Linked DNA regions of Homo sapiens: region 2 is linked to region 1. Evidence: chromatin loops called from intact Hi-C (ENCODE). Cell type or tissue: B cell. All regions are shown on one strand. Links, peaks and the distances in the headings refer to the core of each region. The heading gives the core; the rest is flanking DNA.

Region 1 (11,723 bases), core at 141-8,140:
GAAACTTTAAAAGACTGAAAAATTTTGTAAATAGGTTTGATTCTTGTTAGAGGGTTTTTGTTCTGGAAGCCATATTTGATAGTATACTTTGTCTTCACTGGTCTTATTTTGGGAGGCACTCTTGATGGTTAGGAAAAAAATAGTAAAGCCAAGTATGTTTGTACAGTATGTTTTACATGTATTTAAAGTAGCATCCCATCCCAACTTCCTTTAATTATTGCTTGTCTTAAAATAATGAACACTACAGATAGAAAATATGATATATTGCTGTTATCAATCATTTCTAGATTATAAACTGACTAAACTTACATCAGGGAAAAATTGGTATTTATGCAAAAAAAAATGTTTTTGTCCTTGTGAGTCCATCTAACATCATAATTAATCATGTGGCTGTGAAATTCACAGTAATATGGTTCCCGATGAACAAGTTTACCCAGCCTGCTTTGCTTTACTGCATGAATGAAACTGATGGTTCAATTTCAGAAGTAATGATTAACAGTTATGTGGTCACATGATGTGCATAGAGATAGCTACAGTGTAATAATTTACACTATTTTGTGCTCCAAACAAAACAAAAATCTGTGTAACTGTAAAACATTGAATGAAACTATTTTACCTGAACTAGATTTTATCTGAAAGTAGGTAGAATTTTTGCTATGCTGTAATTTGTTGTATATTCTGGTATTTGAGGTGAGATGGCTGCTCTTTTATTAATGAGACATGAATTGTGTCTCAACAGAAACTAAATGAACATTTCAGAATAAATTATTGCTGTATGTAAACTGTTACTGAAATTGGTATTTGTTTGAAGGGTCTTGTTTCACATTTGTATTAATAATTGTTTAAAATGCCTCTTTTAAAAGCTTATATAAATTTTTTTCTTCAGCTTCTATGCATTAAGAGTAAAATTCCTCTTACTGTAATAAAAACAATTGAAGAAGACTGTTGCCACTTAACCATTCCATGCGTTGGCACTTATCTATTCCTGAAATTTCTTTTATGTGATTAGCTCATCTTGATTTTTAATATTTTTCCACTTAAACTTTTTTTTCTTACTCCACTGGAGCTCAGTAAAAGTAAATTCATGTAATAGCAATGCAAGCAGCCTAGCACAGACTAAGCATTGAGCATAATAGGCCCACATAATTTCCTCTTTCTTAATATTATAGAATTCTGTACTTGAAATTGATTCTTAGACATTGCAGTCTCTTCGAGGCTTTACAGTGTAAACTGTCTTGCCCCTTCATCTTCTTGTTGCAACTGGGTCTGACATGAACACTTTTTATCACCCTGTATGTTAGGGCAAGATCTCAGCAGTGAAGTATAATCAGCACTTTGCCATGCTCAGAAAATTCAAATCACATGGAACTTTAGAGGTAGATTTAATACGATTAAGATATTCAGAAGTATATTTTAGAATCCCTGCCTGTTAAGGAAACTTTATTTGTGGTAGGTACAGTTCTGGGGTACATGTTAAGTGTCCCCTTATACAGTGGAGGGAAGTCTTCCTTCCTGAAGGAAAATAAACTGACACTTATTAACTAAGATAATTTACTTAATATATCTTCCCTGATTTGTTTTAAAAGATCAGAGGGTGACTGATGATACATGCATACATATTTGTTGAATAAATGAAAATTTATTTTTAGTGATAAGATTCATACACTCTGTATTTGGGGAGGGAAAACCTTTTTAAGCATGGTGGGGCACTCAGATAGGAGTGAATACACCTACCTGGTGCCTTGAAAATCACATCAAGTAGTTAATTATCTACCCCTTACCTGTGTTTATAACTTCCAGGTAATGAGAATGATTTTTTTTAAAGCTAAAATGCCAGTAAATAAAAGTGCTATGACTTGAGCTAAGATATTTGACTCCAATGCCTGTACTGTGTCTACTGCACCACTTTGTAAACACTTCAATTTACTATCTTTGAAATGATTGACCTTTAAATTTTTGCCAAATGTTATCTGAAATTGTCTATGAATACCATCTACTTCTGTTGTTTTCCCAGGCTTCCATAAACAATGGAGATACATGCATATAGGTCATACTGGTTTCCTTTCATTTTTTGATTTTCTATTTCTAATTTTCTGAATTACTGCATGCCAGTTGTTGCAAACCACTTCAAGTACTTCTATGGAAAGAGATGGATGTTAGTCAATTAGATAAACTTGCCTTTTAATTCAAATAAGGAAGAAAATATAAATGCTGAAAATGAACATTCCACATGCCAGAAAAGTGGAATTTTTGTAGGCAACACTTGAGTGGGGGGAGACGGGCCAGTCTATACTACCCATTGAAGTAAAGACTGCTGGATGAGGCCCTCTGTTAGAGATAGTGGTTCTGAATTAGTAAAGGGGCAAATCTCAATTCTAATTATAGATGTTCACAGGGTGCTGCTATAATCGATAGCAGGCCAAATATTCCCAGTTTATGCTTGTTAACAAATGGCATACTAAGCCCAGCGTTGGGAATTAGTCAGGAGTTACGATGCCTGTTTAGAGAGGAGTGGGGGAGGGAGAGTTACCTAACGTAAGGCACTTCAAAGGAGTGCGTTGGGATCACCAGGAGTGCTTAACAAGACATAGCTGGGCCATACCCCCAGTTTGATTCAGGATGTTTGGAATGGGGCCTAAGAACTTGCATATCTAACAAGTTCAAAGGTGAGGCTAATGCTGCTGGTCTGGAGACCACACTTTTTGAGAATTACTGCCCTAAGATCACAGTGAAGCTCCTTGAGTGGTTGCCTTCAGCTCTAGCGATTCCTCCCAACAACTGGACCCTTAATCTGACAAAGTATAGCAACAGATAAAAGACTTCCCCTAGGCATAAAAGATTTCAATATTAAGCCATCCAATTTCATAATGCTCATCTCAACTCCTGACAGCAGACAAACTTAGCCAGACATGAACAAACAAGTAATTCTAAAGACAGTGATTATATTTGAAGGATCAGTTAATGTTCCCTTTGAGACTGTCATTATAAAAAGCAGTAACTTCAGCAAAGATCTAATTTGAATTTTCAATAAGATTAAAAGACTATGAAAAGGGAACTTTGAGATGAGAGAAGGTTGATTTCAGATGAAAATATCCAGTTTTTTAATATACAGTGGAAGTGATCAATAATTAGCAAATAAGATATTTGAGGACAACTTTACAGATTACCAGGGTAATGAAAAGGAAGTAATCAAAGATAAGCCCCATAAGGATCAAATAGCACTGTAAGTACAGTAAAATGTTTCTTGATTAAAATATGGATCATGTTGCCACAGGTTAATTACATGAAAGAATGAATCTCTTGCAGAGGATGGGAGCCAGTTGCACAATATCTGAATATATGTTATCCCAGGGTTTCTTGGAATCTAAGGAAAAAAGCAGAGCACCAGAAATGCAAAAAGTAAATTGCCCATAGTTAAAGGAACATCTGAGTAGTCAGATCATTAAAATTTATGAAACAATTATTTTTCACAAGTCATGGTGGCTGAAATAGAGTGTATAATTTTTTTCCTTTCAAATAAGCGTATTTTCCTCATATTACACTGACTTAAAATTTAAAAATTACTTTGTAATGTTGAAACCTATAGACTGTGGCTCCTGTAAACCCCAGGTCATTTTCCTGCCATTCTTACAACTCTGTCTAAGATCTATAAAAGTATATTCTGCTTTTTGTTAGGCCATTCATGCTTTTTTCAACCTGTACATTCTATGTATATAATATTGTTCTTGGTGCTAAATACACTTTCTTTTATCTGATATTCAGGATAATTCTTTCTCTACATTTGTGACTATCCACTTATTTTCTCGAATAATTAAAAATATTCAACATAATGTATGTTAGTGAAGGTGACCAATGAATATAAAGCAGCATTAGTGAAAAATAACTATTGAAAAAAATGCCAAACATTAACTTCCCTACCTACACCACCTTTTGGAATCCAGACCCTTAGCCTCATTCACTGGTCACTGAACTACGTACCCAGTCTTTCTCCCTGACCTTGGCTATTTGTACCAGAGTTGTATCTGACCTAGAGGAGACTCATCATCAGCTGGTCAGTGACCAGAGACTTGTATAGCACTGCTTGGAAATAAAAAAATGATCAGGCCAATCAATTTGAAATAGTAACAAAGGACATTTCTGGCCGGGTCTTGAGTGCTGGAACTGAAAGAGCACGCACACAGTTAAGGCTCAAATTACTATGACTGGCATCATGAAGCTTAAACTAAGAGGAAGCCACCTAGTGGAGAAAGAGGAAAAGGGAACAGATACTGGGAGGACACATAGTGAGAGAGAGACAAGAATCACAAGCTCAAGACCAGCCTGGGCAACAAAGCGAGACCCTGTCTCTACAAAAAAAAAAAAAAAAAAAAAAATAGGGCCTGATGGTGCATACCTGTAGTCCCAGCTACACAGAGTCTGAGGCGGAAGGATCGCTTGAGGCTGTCAGTTCAAGACTGCAGTGAGCTGTAAGCCCTCCAGCCTGGATGACAAAGCAAGACCCTGTCTCTTAAAAAAAAGAAAAAAAAAATCCTAGGGGTAACATAGTGAGACCTCGTCTCTACAAAAAATTAGCTGGGCATGGGGCTACACGCCTGTAGTCCCAGCTACTCAGGAGGCTGAGGTGAGAGGATCGTTCTCGCCACTGCACTCCAGCCTTGGTGACAAAATAAGAACCTGTCTCAAAAAAAGAGTCCCTAGCTCCTGGAGTCACTCAGTTCCTGCCATTTTTGAGACTTTGTTCTACTTTTCCCGGTTTGGGGAGCACTTGTGAACCTCTCACCCCTCTTTGGTCCTGAAGTAACTTTAACAGAAAACCATATTTAGACATACAGTAAGTTTTAAAATTTCCAAGATAAGACTATAAAAACATCATTGGGGCCGGGAGCGGTGGCTCACGCCTGTAATCCCAACTCTTCGGGAGGCCGAGGCAGGTGGATAAGGAGATCAAGAGATCAAGACCATCCTGGCCAGCATGGTGAAACCCTGTCTCTACTGAAAATAAAAAAATTAGTCGGGTGTGGTGGCGCGCGCCTGTAGTCCCACCTAGTCAGAAGGCTGAGGCAGGAGAATCACTTGAACCCGGGAGGCGGCGGAGGTTGCAGTGAGCCAAGATCTCACCACTGCACTGCAGCCTGGGTGACAGAGCGAGGGAAAAAATAAATAAATAATAAAAAAAATTAAAAAAAAACAATAGGAAGAGAAGAATAGGTTGCCTTAAAAGAAAAAAGTTGGCATCAAATATCTCTGTAATACTAAATGTCAAAGAACAAAACACCACAAAAAATGGAACACAATACATGCGGCATTTGGAGGGAATAGAAATATTACCTAAGAATTCTGAAACCAACCATACTAACATTTCATTTATCAGCCTTTGGGATTCTTGTTATAGTTAAAAACAAGACCTCTAAATGACAAGATGTTTATTTAAAGAATATGAGGTAGCCCACAGGATCTGTATGAGGACTAGAAAATCAGCCTTAGAAACTGATTTTTCTAAGTGGATATTGTTTCACAGTGGAAACAATATCCAAACCATACTGTGAGACTGCAGTAAAGACTTAGATGCTACCCCTAAATGCTGGAATCCTCTGACACCATCGCCATAAAATAAGATTACATGTGGCACTCACTTCACGCTGCTTGCTTCTGAATTGAAGTCTTGCTTGGGTGGACGTGATTGGCAGAGGATGTATTGACATGCCTGTAGCACCTGGGAAAGTTCACTTTTTTGTTTCTCCATTGAGGCTGGATTCATAAAAATGAATTTCTCAAATCTATGAGTGACACTGCAAAAGTGCTTGGGAGCCAGAAACCATGACGTATTTCTACTACAGTATTCCAGCTGCCCCAGTAATTAAGATAAATGGAAAGGTATTAAGATTGAGCAATGAAATATTTAAACTTGAATAAATGTATAAATAATGTTGTTAACCTGATAATGAATCTCAATGTGAATGTTTAAATAACTCACAGAGAAACAATGAAATGCTTAGTAATTTAAATCATCTTAAATTCAAGATTATTCAACCCAGACGGGGAAATAAGGGTTAGAAGGAAAGGAAGAGGTTAAAACACACTGTTTTGAATTTTATGTAGGCAGTGTCAATAGATACTATTTTATTTTTAACTTAGAAAAAATACAAATTCAATTTTTAAGTTTAGTGGTCATGTCAATGTTTAAAAAAAGTATACTACTTTTTCCAGTTTGGGGAACACTTGTGAACTTCTAACCCCTCTTTGTTCCTAAAGTAACTTGAAACTAACAGAAAATCTTATTTAAGTAAAATTTTCCCTCCAAATCACTAGCTGAAAGATAACAGCTAAATTAGCCACAGTGAAGCATAAAATGACGGAATAAGAGTAATAAATGTATTAAACACATAAAATAGCCACTATCAGATTGGATAAAATGAAATCTCCCAACTATATCCCACTAACAAAACAGTCTAAATGATTCAGAATGGATACAATAAAAAGTACAACCACCTTGCAGAGGCAAATGCAAAGAAAACAGTAAAGGCAAATTTATGACAGTATAGTTCTCGATAAAAGGCATCAAACATGAAACATGATGACAACATTTGGTACTATAAATAATAACTTTTCCTTTTGTTTTGCACAGACTAATTCATCTGTAAAGCACTGGCAGCCTCATTGTTACCATGGTTTTTGTTAATTTCTCTTTGCATTTGTAATTTGTTGTTGTTGCCCAAACAACAGTCTCACTCTGTTGCCCAGGCTAGAGTGCAGTGGTGGGATCTCAGCTCACTGCAACCTCTGTCTCCCAGGTTCAAGTGATTCTCCTGCCTCAGCCTCCTGAGTAGCTGGGATTACAGGCATCCACCAACACACCCAGCTAATCTTTTGTATTTTTAGTAGAGACAGGGTTTTACCATTTTGGTCAGGCTGGTCTCAAACTCCTGAGCTTAGGTGATCCGCCCACCTTGGCCTCCCAAAGTGCTGGGATTACAGGCGTGAGCCACTGCGCCCGGCCTGTAATTTTGTTTCATACATTTGCTACCAAGGAGCAGTTATTATTTAAAAACTACAACTTCTGAGCTGGGCATGGTGGCTCATGCCTGTAATCCTAGCATTTAGGGAGGCCAAGGCAGGAGGATTGCTTGAGCCGAGGAGTTCAAGACCAGCTTGGGCAACATAGTGAGACCCCTGTCTCTATTTTAAAAATAATAGCCAGGCGCGGTGACTCACACCTGTAATCCCAGCACTTTGGGAGGCCGAGGGGGACAGATCACCTGAGGTCGGGAGTTCAAGGCCAGCCTGACCAACACGGAGAAACCCCGTCTCTCCTAAAAATACAAAATTAGCTGGGCGTGGTGGCCTATGCCTGTAATCCCAGCTACTCGGGAGGCTGAGGCAGGAGAATCACTTGAACCCAGGAGGTGGAGGTTGCAGTGAGCCGAGATCACATCATTGCACTCCAGCCTGGGCAACAAGAGTGACATTCGGTCTCAAAAAAAGTAAAATAAAATAAAAATAATAAAACCACAACTTCCTTTTAAAAAGGTGGATTCTGTGAAAGGACGTTTCTCAGAGGATCCTTTTCTTTAGCTGAGGACCTTTATGAGTTTGAAATCTGAAAAGCCAAGCCTGGAGTGAGTTGGGAGGAGAGTTAGAGAAAATTTAATAGGTTTGCTTAAGAGAGGTGAGAATCTGGAATTCTTGGGGTAGTCCAGGAATGGGAGGCTGAGGAGGAGAGATGGGAGAGAACAAAGGGAAAGAGGAGAAAGCAAAATATGGAGAGGTCAAGGTTCTAGGTGAAGTAATATGCCCATGATGCAGTGGCTAAAATGATTCAAGAAAGAGAGGTACATTATTTTAGTTGGAACCCTAGGTTCTTTGCAAAATCTCTATTCCAGTGTTAACGTATTCACTTGTTTTTAATTTTCAGGGTCTTTTCTTTACAATTGTAATTAGCTTCACCATCATAGTAACTATAATTATTTAAATCTAAGTATAAATTAGATTTCAGTATTCAGCACTGTTCTATATTACATGACTTTGATTTTCTTCAATTCTGTATGTTAATTTGGCTTAGCTGGAGTATTTCCTCAAATGATTATTATCTTTTCAGAAAAGCTAAATTAGGGTACTGTCTAAATCCATACTCGTTTTCAAATTGTTTTATTTTGCCCTCACACAAGGATAATTTGGGTCACAATTTTGGTCACAATTCTTTTTCTCAGAACTTTTAGATTTTAGCATTTACTACTGCTAAGAAGTTCCAGTATCATTCTGGGTTTCTTCCAATATAGATAACTTTTATTTCCTACTTGAGTGTTTATAGGGTTTTATTTTAAGCCCTTCAATAAAGAAATTTTACTAGCGTTAAGTCCAGCTGTTTGTCTTTTTTCCCATAACTCTTTTAATCCTGAATCTTTTCAATCTTGAGCCTTCAAGCAAATGTTCACATGTTCTTTCTTTTACTGTTACTTCCCCTCCATCACTTCTTTTCTCTCACTTTGCTGCATAAGAAATCAAGCCATAATATAAGGAATTTGGACCAGGCGTGAGGGGTCACGCCTGTAATCCCAGCACTTTAGTAGGCCGAGGCAGGTGGAACACGAGGTCAGGAGATCAAGACCATCCTGGCCAACATGGTGAAACCCTGTCTCTACTAAAAATACAAAAATTAGCTGGGTGTGGTGGCATATGCCTGTAGTCCCAGCTACTTGGGAGGCTGAGGCAGGAGAATTGCTTGAACTGGAGAGACAGAGGCTGCAGTGAGCTGAGATCACGCCACTGCCCTGCAGCCTGGATGACAGAGCGAGACTCTGTCTCAAAAAAAAAAAAAAAATGTAGTGGATACTGGGTCCAAATCAACTGTATCCACCAAAATGGCCCTTGTTATCAGAAACTGGGCAGTGCCTAAGTGGGGACTCTACTCTCAGGAGTTCTTGATGTCCAGAAGTTGCACTGCATTCCCCTAGATGTGGCAAGAACACCTGTCCTCCACTTTGGTATTAACATTTTCCCATAAGATTACCAAACCAGTACTGTTTGTGTTCAAATGCCTTAAGGTATTTTTAATGAAATAGTTTCATTAAAACAGATTTTAATGATAGCCTATTCTCCTAACTCAAAATATAGATATGAATCCTCCAGGGTCTGGATATGGAACACATACAAATCTTAGTGACAAACACCATGTTGTGCTCTGACAGTTTTCCCCCAGATGGTGACAGTTTTGTCATTGGGTCAAGCTGGTCTTCATAACTCTTAGTTGTTCTAGGGTAAATTCTGTGTTCTGTGGAATTGACTTCTGACAGAATGGTAGAACATATTTCCAAAAATGGCACACTATCTCCCATTCCACGTGCTTTTTTTACAGTACAAATCTATTGCCCCTCCTTTGAATCTGAGTTGGTCCTGTGATTGCTTTGACCAATAGGATGTGGAGAAAATGATCTTCTGGGACTTCCAAGACCAGGCATTAAAAAAGCCTAGCAGCTTCTACTTTGCCATCTGCAGGAAACTTGTTAAAACTGTAATGAAGACTTTTCTCAAGACTTTGGCAATTGGGGTATTGCAATAGGGGAAAGGGATTAGCAGCTAGAGATTTATAGCCAAAGGGGTAAGTGGATGGAAAATTGCTAAGGGAAGACATCAAGGATAGGGTGATCCTTGCTAACCTGACTTAACAGGTTCTTGCTGTAAGCAGGCCAAAGCCTTTTACATTAAAGGTGGGGGATGAGAAATCTGATTAGATTTCAAGGGTAGGGAAATTCTCACTAAACTTAGCAGGATTCTTGCTAAAACTAGGTTGGGCTAGACAGGTCAAAGAGAAGACTGGGGCCAAGGTCGAGACCTAGTTGAGAAGAGGATTCAGAGGAGACTGTTTAATGTTTGGTCAAGGAGAGAGTCTTTATCAAAGCCCAATCTAACCATATGGAGATGCCACACCACATGGAGATAGAGATATCCAACCAGCCTTCAGCTGTTCAAGCCATCCCAACTGAGGCAGACATAAACATAAAGTCATTGTGGACTTTCTAGCCCCAGCAGATGCCACATAAAACAGAGACAAGCTGGTCCTGTTTATCTACCCTACCCAAACTGCACTTTCATGAGCAAATAAATTTTTGTTGTTGTTTTAAAGCAGTAAGTTTTAGAGTGCTTTGTTACACAGCAACAGACAAGTGAGACAGGCAGCCATCCCCATTAGCTAACCAAATATGCCCAAGCGTGCCATGAATTTCCCAATAGACTCAACTCAAGCTCAGTCTGGGGTGATCCTGCTATGGCTGTATGCATATGAGTCTCACTCTTAGACCTGTGAGCAACTTGAACTAGATTCTTCATGTTAGGCTTTTGAAAGTTTAATTATAATGTGTCTTAATGTGGGTTTTTTTTTTTAGTTAATCTTACTTGGAGTTCACTGAGCTTCCTGGATGTTTATATTAATATCTTTCAACAAATTTGAGAATTTTTCAGCCATTATTTCTTCAAATATTCTTGCTGTCCTTTCTGTCTCTCTTCTCCTTCTAAAACTCCCACAATGTGTATATTGGTCCACTTGATGGTGTTCCAACAGGTCCCTTAGAATTTGTTTGCTTTTCTTATTTTTTTTTCTTTTGGTTCCTCAGACTCAGTAATTTCCATTATCTTCAAGTTTGCTCATTCTTCTGTCCGTTCAAAACTGCCTCTGACTCCCTCTAGTGAATTTTTCATTTTAGTTGCTGTATTTTTTCACCTTCAGAATTTCTTTTTTGTCTTCTTTTTAGATTTTCTGTCTCTTTATTGTTATTTCCATTTTGTAAATACATGGTTTCCTCAACTTTCTCCACATCCTCCTTTAGTTCTTTGAGCCTCCTTAAGACAGTTGTTTTAAAGTCTCTATCTAGTAGATCTACCATCAGATCTTTTTCAGAAATAGTTTCTGTCGATATCTTTTATTTACTTTTTCTCTTTTCACCCCTACTCTGAGATTTACCAAGATTTTTTCTCTTTGAATGAGCCTAATTTTCCTGTTTCTTCGTATGCCTTGTGATTTTTTGTTGAAAACTGGACATTTGAATCCAATGGCACTTGTTTTCAAACCTTATTTTTTATAAAACCATCTTCCTTTTCTTCAAACACATGTGCCACTAAATCCAACATATTAACCTTGGTTGAGGCTGCTGGCTGGAGATGGGGTTCACAAAGACAGAGAAGATCAAGGTAAGCAGGAGATGTGGTAACTCTGGAAATCAAATTCTCCCCTTCCCTGGGTTTTTTGTTTGTTTAATTGTTATAGGCTCTCTCTGTGCCAAGGTTCAACGTGAGGTGTACACTCGAGGTCTTCTCAGGTTTTTCTGATCCTAGTGTTTTCCTCGGAATGCATAGTTACTTTCTAATTTTCCTCATATATGCCATTGTTTTTGGATGTCCTAGTCTTTAATGCCTGCCTCCCAAAAGAAAAAAAAAAGAGAGAGAGAGAAAAATTAAGGAGGAGGGGCACCAGTCCTTTAAATCCCCTGGAAGTCACTTCAGCTGGAGAGAAGGGGTTTGAACCAATGAGGGGAGGTGCAAAATCCATGACCATCTGCCTCTTTGTCTGCACTTATATGATCAGAAGCAGCAATCAATGACCAGTGTACAGATGCCCAGTACTTGGAAGACAGGGTGCTTTTTGCCCACTCTGGGTCCCATAGGCTGTTCCTGGAATGCGTATACAGCTGACTATCACAGGGCTGGGGATGGGCATGGGTAACTGCTACTGT
Region 2 (8,000 bases), core at 1-8,000, 51 kb before region 1:
GTAAAAGGATACAATGAAAGAGGCATTAAGACCAGGGAAGGTGACCACAGTAAAATCCGTGGAGCTGGAAAGCAGGTAAACAAGTGATAACATTCTAGCATATCAGAGAGGGTTGACCCATAAGGCAGCAATAGGAATGAAAAGTCATGAAGCAACTAGATACCTCTGGGTGTGAGAGTAAAAAAGGGTTAAAAGCAGGAAGATATTTGAAAATCTGTTAAGAAGCAGATGGACTTTCCAGAACCTCCCTACAACCCTGTACAGCTAGGTGACTGCTCCTTTCCAATCCCAGCAAAAGATGAGAGCTTTCTCCTCTGAAGAGGTGGAGAGGGTAAACAAAGGGTCTTTGGTTAGGGGTCAACCTTGTTTAATTGAACGTGAGGGTATCATACGAAACACTGAATTACATGAAAATTTACCTACTGAATGCTGAAACCCCCACTGGCATCCAGGCTTATAATCTCCAGGCAAGTTTCTGGAAGGAACTTCTATAAGGAATGTGACTAACCCTGATTCTGCTGAGAGAACATTAAAAAGGGAGAAAAAAAATCAGAAGAATGTGACTAACCCAAGAAAAAAAACTTAAAGAGACTTACATGGAAAAATTCACCCAACAAAACAACCCACCTAGATCACCCTATAGGGTAATATAGTTGACAAAATCCATTCTTCAGGCATAGAGCTTCATTTAACTTTTTCATAGATAGCCCGCTCTTAAATATGAGTGGACACTAACTACCAGACAGTATAGATCATTCTAGGAAGGTTCAATATCCAAATAAAAGGAGTTCCAAAAAGAAAATGGAGAAACTGGAGACAGGAAATTAGAGAAATAAATCAAAATTTCTCAGAAATTTTAACAAGGGGCTTAGTTTTCCAAAAAATTGGTCTCTCCAGTATCTAACATCATGTATAAGAATAATCCTACACTAAGACACATCATGAGGAAATTTCAAATCACTGGGGATAAAAAGAATATTCTAACAACCTTCTGGAGAAGGAAGAGAAAACAAATTTCACATAAAGGAACAGGAATGCAAATGCCTTTACATTTGTAAATAACAGCACTGGAAACTGGGAAGTAGGGTAGGCATTTCTTAAAACTTTTCTTTTTTTAAGAGACGTGGAACTAAGTCTCTTAAAAAAAAAAAAAAGGTAGGATGATCTAGCTGGGTTGTTTTGTTGGTGAATCCTGCCATGTAAGTAAGTCTCTTTAAAAAGTTTCTGTCACCCAGGCTGGAGTGCAGTGGCGCAATCTCGGCTCACTGCAACCTCTGCTTCCTGGGTTCAAGTGATCTTCCCACCTCAGCCCCCGAGTAGCTCATGTGCCACCATGCCTGACTAATTTTTGTATTTTTTGTAGAGACGAGGTTTTGCCATGTTGCCCAGGCTGGTCTCGAACTCCTGAGCTCAAGCAATCTGCCTGTCTTGGCCTTCCAAAGTGTGGGATTACAGGCGTGAGCCACTGCGCCTGACCCCTGTTAAACCTTTTAAAAGAAAATATGTGCAGCTATGTTTTGACCCCAGTTCTTTGACACCACTGTATATCCTCCAGTTGGGTTCAATTTTGATCCTAACTACCCAGAGTTAGAGTCAGCTCCACAAGTAAAAGACAAAGTCAGTCACAAGACTGTCCACTTCAAACGCCAGCCACAAGTTTTGGGTGTCCCTAAGCCACCAGGACTGCTGCCAAGCTGTCTATAAATTCCACCCCGTGTGCGTGTGCTGTGGTACCATTCCATTCTCACACTAACTACCCAGAGTTAGCACAGCCCCAACAGGTTAAGAGCCGACTCCTTCACAAGACTGCTCCCACCTCAGATGCCAGCCACAAATGTTGAGTATCTCCAAGCCACTCACATTTCTGCCCAGTGTGTTACAAATTCCAGGCTTCCACATCCCCTTCACGTTCAGTAATTCATTAGAATGGCTCACAACTCACTGAAAGTGCTATACTTAGGATTAACAGTTTTATTATAAGGATACAGATCAAGAATGGCCAAATGAAGAGACATATGGGGCAAGGCCTAAGGAAGGGGTGTAGGAATGGGGATGGGGGTGCAGAGATTTCATGCTTTCTCCTAGTGGAATCTAGGCATGTCACTCTTCTAGCACTTCATTGTTTTGTTTTTGTTTTTGTTTGAGACAGAGTCTCGCTCTGTAGCCCAGGCTGGAGTGCAGTGGCGTGATCTTGGCACACTGCAACCTCCGCCTCCTGGGTTCAAGCGATTCTCCTGCCTCAGCCTCCCTAGTAGCTGGGATTGTAGGTGTCTGCCACCATGCCTGGCTAATATTTTGTATTTTTAGTAGAGATGGGGTTTCACCATATTGGCCAGGCTGGGCTTGAACTCCTGACCTCATGATCTGCCCGCCTCGGCCTCCCAAAGTGTTAGGATTACAGGCATAAGCCACCGTTCCCAGCCTTTTCCAGCACTTCAGTGTATTCACCAATCAGAAAGCTGCACTGAGTTTTGGTATCCATAATTTTTATTGAAATTTTATTCTGTAGGCATGATTAATTAAATAATTGGCCACATGAGGATTAAACTCGATTTCCAGCCTCCTTCTCTTCCTGGAGGTCCGTCTGGCCCAAAGTTCTAACTCTCTTATCACATGGTGACAGCCACCCATCTTTTTGCTATCTGGTGGCCTACCCTGAGTTGCCTCATTAGCATAACACACACCCCTATCACTCGAGAAATTCCAAGGGTATTTGAAGCTCTCTCAGGTACAAATGAACAAAGACCAGCTATATTTTTTATTATACCATTCTAGCCTTTAATCAAAGTGTTAAATTTGAGAGTGGAATAAAGACACTTTTAGATAGGCAAAGTGTCAAATACGTTTTTCTCATGCACCCTTTTCTGGAACCTATTAAAGGATATACTCAAGTGAAATCGAAATGTAAAGCAAGAAAAATGAATTTTTTCAACTCAAGACCCAGGGGATATAATACAAGAGAAAGAGATGAGTGAAACTACAGAGTAAAGATGAAGGGACATCCTGAGATAAATGGTAAAGAAAGCAACCAGTCCATATTGAAACTATTGAGAGGATTCCAGGAGAGATTAAGTCCAAGAAGATGAAATCAGCAGAATACCTGCGGTTTCTGAATGTATTGAAGGGAAAGGAAATTTACACAGTAGGAGAGAAGCTGAGCATCAGTCATATGTACCCAGAAACCCAAATGAACAAAAAATAAAGATAACCTTTAACTCCATGGACAACAGGAAGTTGTAAAGGAAGGTGATTATAGTATACCATCTGCCAGCTATGATTAGAATTTCATAGTCAAAGTAATGTAAATAGTGGAAAATTTGTGTAACAATAAAGTGGAACTGAAATGAAGCATTCAACTGAAAAATGCAGAACTAGCCATTGAAGCAGGTTATTTGGAGATCGGAGGGGGTGAGTATCCCCCCTTCCCCAAAAACTCAGCTGAAAGAGATTAGAAAGAAAGAGTTCTTTCAAAAAACATTTTCATCCATGTCTGGCTTTTTTAATATCTGAGGAACTTTGGATTTAGTACATCTGAATCTGAAATATGTAGAAACTTATTTGCTAAGTAGACAGTTTAAGTACAATGTGATAGTCATAATCCTAAAAGCAGTTTAACATGACTGTCTTAAGCAAATATAAGTCAAATATTTGCAATTTAAAGAATGTGTTCATTTTTGCAATGGACTCTTTTTTTACCTGGCCCTTGGAAAGGGCCAGGAAAAAAAGCAGTATTTTTTTGCTCCTTTTCAGTTCTGTTGGTATTGATGTATGTAGCATTCTACTTATTATGACCTTTTTGGCTTTCTACTGAAGTTTTTATGTGTCTTTCATCCTTAAGCAAATTTGTTTTGGTCTATTTTTTAAATTATTTTTAAATAGGCAGTGTTTTGTTTTTAATTGAATAGCTTTAGTTACAGTTAGTTCTTTCCCCCCCATCTTTCTTGTATTCTGATTATTACTGTTTTGCTGCATCTAACAGGTTTTGATATTTCTAAATCAATAGTCACATTTTTTTCTAGTTGATTGAATCTTTTATTTATGTAATATAAAATAGCCCTCTATTTTATTTAATGCTGTTCACCTTCAATTTCATTGTAGTACCATTTATTAATAGTAATCCTCATTTTCCAGTACTGTTACAAGTTTCAGGTTGGAAACTTGTTTGTGTTTCTTGTATCTGTTCAAAACTTTTTATTCATATTATTGGATTTAGGGCAGACTGTCTGCTACTATGATCCAACCTCTTATTGCTTCCTTTTGTTATGATAATAGTTACATCAGTTGCATTATTCTGATAGTTTGTAAATGTAAGCCAAAGGAAGGTGCCATTTCACATTTAAGAAAGAACAAAACCACTTTTTACAATTTTGCCGTTTGTGGTTTGTTTATTGCATTATTTTATTCTTCTAATGTAAGTTAGAGGGAGAAGCTAGAAGATGGAGAAAATTGGGGATTGGACACTTGCAAATTAGTTCATAGAGCAGTAGATATGAGAAAGGGAAAAGCTTCTGCCAAATAATTTCTCTATCATGAAGCATATTTCTTATAGCATTTTCTTTGGCTACCTGTATTATAACTCTGGTTTAAGGTCTAGATGCTGGACGTGATTTAAGTCTACTAATTATTACACATGATTCAAAACTCAGAAGTTACATAAAGGTATGTGAGGCAACCAGTGCTGTGACTTTCTTGTGTGTTCTTCCAGACATAGTTTATTTATTAACAAGCAAGTACATTGGGTGGAATGGGAGCTGTGAGGACAATGCAGTGTGTCTTAAAAGATAATAGCAAATGAAGAATACTTACTAAAGTCACAGTATTCTTGCAACTCATTAATAAAGATAAATACAACTCACCTTTTAAGTGGGCAAAAGATTTAAATAGGCATTTCACCACAGAAGGTATATATAGGAATGGCAAATAAGTACATGAAAATATGCTCAATCATTAAGGAAATGCAAATCAAAGCCCAAGTGAGATACTGCTTCACACCCATTATGATGGCTTTAATCATAAAGGCAATAATAAGCATTGACGAAGATGTGGAGAAGCAGGATCCCTCATTGCTGGTGGGAATTTAAATAGTACAGCCACCATTTTAAAACAGTTGAGTGATTCCTCAAAATATTAAACATATAGTTATGTGACTCAGCAATCTTACTCCTAGGTATCTGGCCAAGAGAAATGAAAATATATGTGTACACAAAGACTTAGACTTGTATGTTCATTCACTAGCAGCATTTTTTCATAATAGCCTCAAAGGAGAAGCAGTGCAAATGTGTATCAACTAGTGAATAAATAAACAAAATTTGTTATATCCCTTCAGTGGAATATTATTCAGCAATTAAAAGTAAGTTACTGATGCAGAATTTATAACATGGATGAACCTCCAGAACATGCTAAGTAAAATAAGCCAGAGATATAAGTCCATTTATATCAAATGTCCAGAAAAGGCAAAATTTCTAAAGACAAAAAGTACATTAGTGGTTGTCTGACTGTAAGTGGAAATGAGGATTAACTGTAAATGGACAGCAGGAATTTTATTGGAATGATGAAAATGTTCTAAAACTGGATTACAGCTGTGCTTGATAAATCTAAAAGTCATTTAATTGAACACTTAAAATGGATGGATTTTGTGATATTTAAATACCTCACCAAAATTTTTTTTCAAGTTCTATCACCTAGAGTAGAAAACCTTGGAGAAGTTGTAAAGCAACTATGGAAATGAGGAAACTAGTTAGAATTAATCTTTCATAATAGTGAACAACCACTTCTTTTGTCTTCAGTGTATCGAAGCGTGCAGGCAGGCCTGTAGCCTAGGATCAGTGAAAGAATAAAAAAAAGTAATTAGGAAAGAGGAGGGAGGAAAGAAAATGAAGATAGTAAATGTTAAATGGTAGTTTGGGTTGGAATTGCCTGGGTTGGAATTCCAGCTCTGACTCTGCCATTTACTAGATATGTGACTGAAAACAAGTTACTTATATTCTCTGTGCCTCCATCTCTTTATCTATAAAATGGGGATAATGGCCGGGCACTGTGGCTCATGCCTGTAATCCCAGCACTTTGGGAAACTGAGGTGGGCAGATCACCTGAGGTCAGGAGTTCAAGACCAACCTAACCAACATGGTGAAACCCTGTCTCTACTAAAAATACAAAACATAACCAGCATGGTGGTGGGCGCCTGTAATCCCAGCTACTTGGGAGGCTGAGGCATGAGAATCGTTTGAGCCGAGATTGCGCCATTGCACTCCAGCCTGGGTGACAGGGCGAGACTCTGTCTCAAAAAAAAAAAAAAAAAAAAAGGCACTTTAATATTACTCAACATATTCAAAACATAATTAATGATCTGTTCCTCCTAAGCCCTCTTTACTACCCCACCTTGCAGCAAAAAACCTTCATCCTCCCTCAGTATTACCTATCTCTGTGAGGAGTAGCACCATCATTATTGAATTGTGTGAGCTAAGGAATGTAGGAGTAATACTCCACACCAGACCTCTTCCTCCACTCCCCATATCCTGTCAGCGAACCCGATCAGATTTACCTCTATGTCTCCACTTCTTTTATCTCTGTCACTGCTTCCCTAGTGCATAGTGCCACTGTCTCACACTTATATTAATACATTAGCCTCCTAACTGGTCTTTCCTATGTTTCCTCCCTACTTAGACCATTTAAAATTTGACTTAAAAAATAAAATTTACTTGCAACTTTATCCATTAATATATTAGTATTAATTATGTGGGGGCAATCATGCAGTGGCCTCACTGTAACTTGCAAGTAGAAAAGGCAAGAATGCCATCTAAGAATCGCAGAAAAAGGCATTAAAATTTAAATTTTTTTATCATATTCTTTTTGTTCTACTTTCCTCCTTATTTTTGGTGCTTCATCCACACCATGATTCGTTGACACGCTAAAACAAGCCACACTCCCTCCTACCCTGGGTCCTCTGCATGTGATCTGTTTTACCCAGAACACTCATCCTCTACTCCTCCCCTTTGCCTAGTTAACTCCTATTTACTCTTCAAGTCTTTACTCAAACAGCACTTCCCAAGAGAGCTCTTCCAAACCTCCAGAGTATATCATATCTCTCTGTTATATATATTTACAGCACCTTGTACCCTTCTTTCATGGCATTTGTCAATTTTACCTTTATTATTTCTGTCATTATTTGACAGTGTCCCTGACTAAACTGTAAGGTCCAAGAGAGCATAGAACAATGTCTAGTTTTGCTAGCACTGTATTCCCCAGCATCTATTGCAAGTAACTAACATAGTAGATGGTCAGTAATTTTCTTTAAATATGTTGACATCTTCACTTACGTTAGTGTCAAATCTTTGTGGTCTTAGATTCATTTTGTCTCTAGGTTGACTTTATGTATGTATATCTATTCTTGTGGATTCCATTAAATTCTATAGCATGATTTTCAGATGGTACTAATTATTCTTATATTTCTGGATTACTGAGTGCTACCTCACTTTTGCCAGCATATAACTGATACTAGTTTATTGATGGAAATGTTGCATATAAATTAAATTTTTAAGTCACATTTTTTAAATGATCTAGGAAAGCTTGATGTTTAAAGAAATTACGTTAGGAATCATTTTGTAATTTAATTATCCACTGTTAGGTCAGATTTTTAATGTATAATTTTTATTTTAGATATTTTTTTCCTAGAACAAGCATATAGGTGTTTCTATAAATGACCGTGAGAAATTCTTTTATTTCTTTAATTTTGTGGTGGTATTTTTATAAAGTGACTGCTTTGTGCTAGGGATAATCTATCTTGAAATGACTGCTTTTACTGGATGTAATCTGTCATTTTAATTTCCTGTTAACAGATGGTGGTTGCATTAGAAAAGGCTTTGGGTTTTATTCATATCAGAAGCTAAGAGCCTATCATTTTATTTCACCTAACTTTTATTAGAAGATATACATATATATATATATATTCTATGTGAAAATATACCTAAGTAGAAGATATTTGTAAGCTTAGGTAATAGTTT

What was found. A loop is a pair of places that touch in the nucleus more often than their neighbours do. Peaks named below come from ENCODE experiments on the same cell type or tissue, not always from the same donor. Only the 100,000 strongest peaks of a DNase experiment are listed, where the experiment ranks them.
Region 2: a loop joins it to region 1, with 1.9 times the contacts of the local background. A loop is called at or near these places in 3 of 110 quality-filtered maps.

Annotation. Positions count from the first base shown.
Region 1 is chr5:112,844,198-112,855,920 of GRCh38, forward strand. APC (APC regulator of Wnt signaling pathway) reads left to right here. Exons shown (of 16, transcript NM_000038.6): 16 at 1-2,042. Among named protein-coding and RNA genes, the nearest start is that of SRP19, 11 kb to the right of the region's middle. In B cell, for the core only: CTCF peaks have their summits at 4,233 (motif pointing left) and 4,433; a DNase peak (open chromatin) is centred at 4,244.
Region 2 is chr5:112,792,903-112,800,902 of GRCh38, forward strand. All of the region lies in intron 7 of APC (APC regulator of Wnt signaling pathway), which reads left to right. Among named protein-coding and RNA genes, the nearest start is that of APC, 59 kb to the left of the region's middle. In B cell, for the core only: no CTCF peak of the experiment used is centred there; a DNase peak (open chromatin) is centred at 3,329; H3K4me3 peaks cover 886 bases; H3K27ac peaks cover 2,189 bases.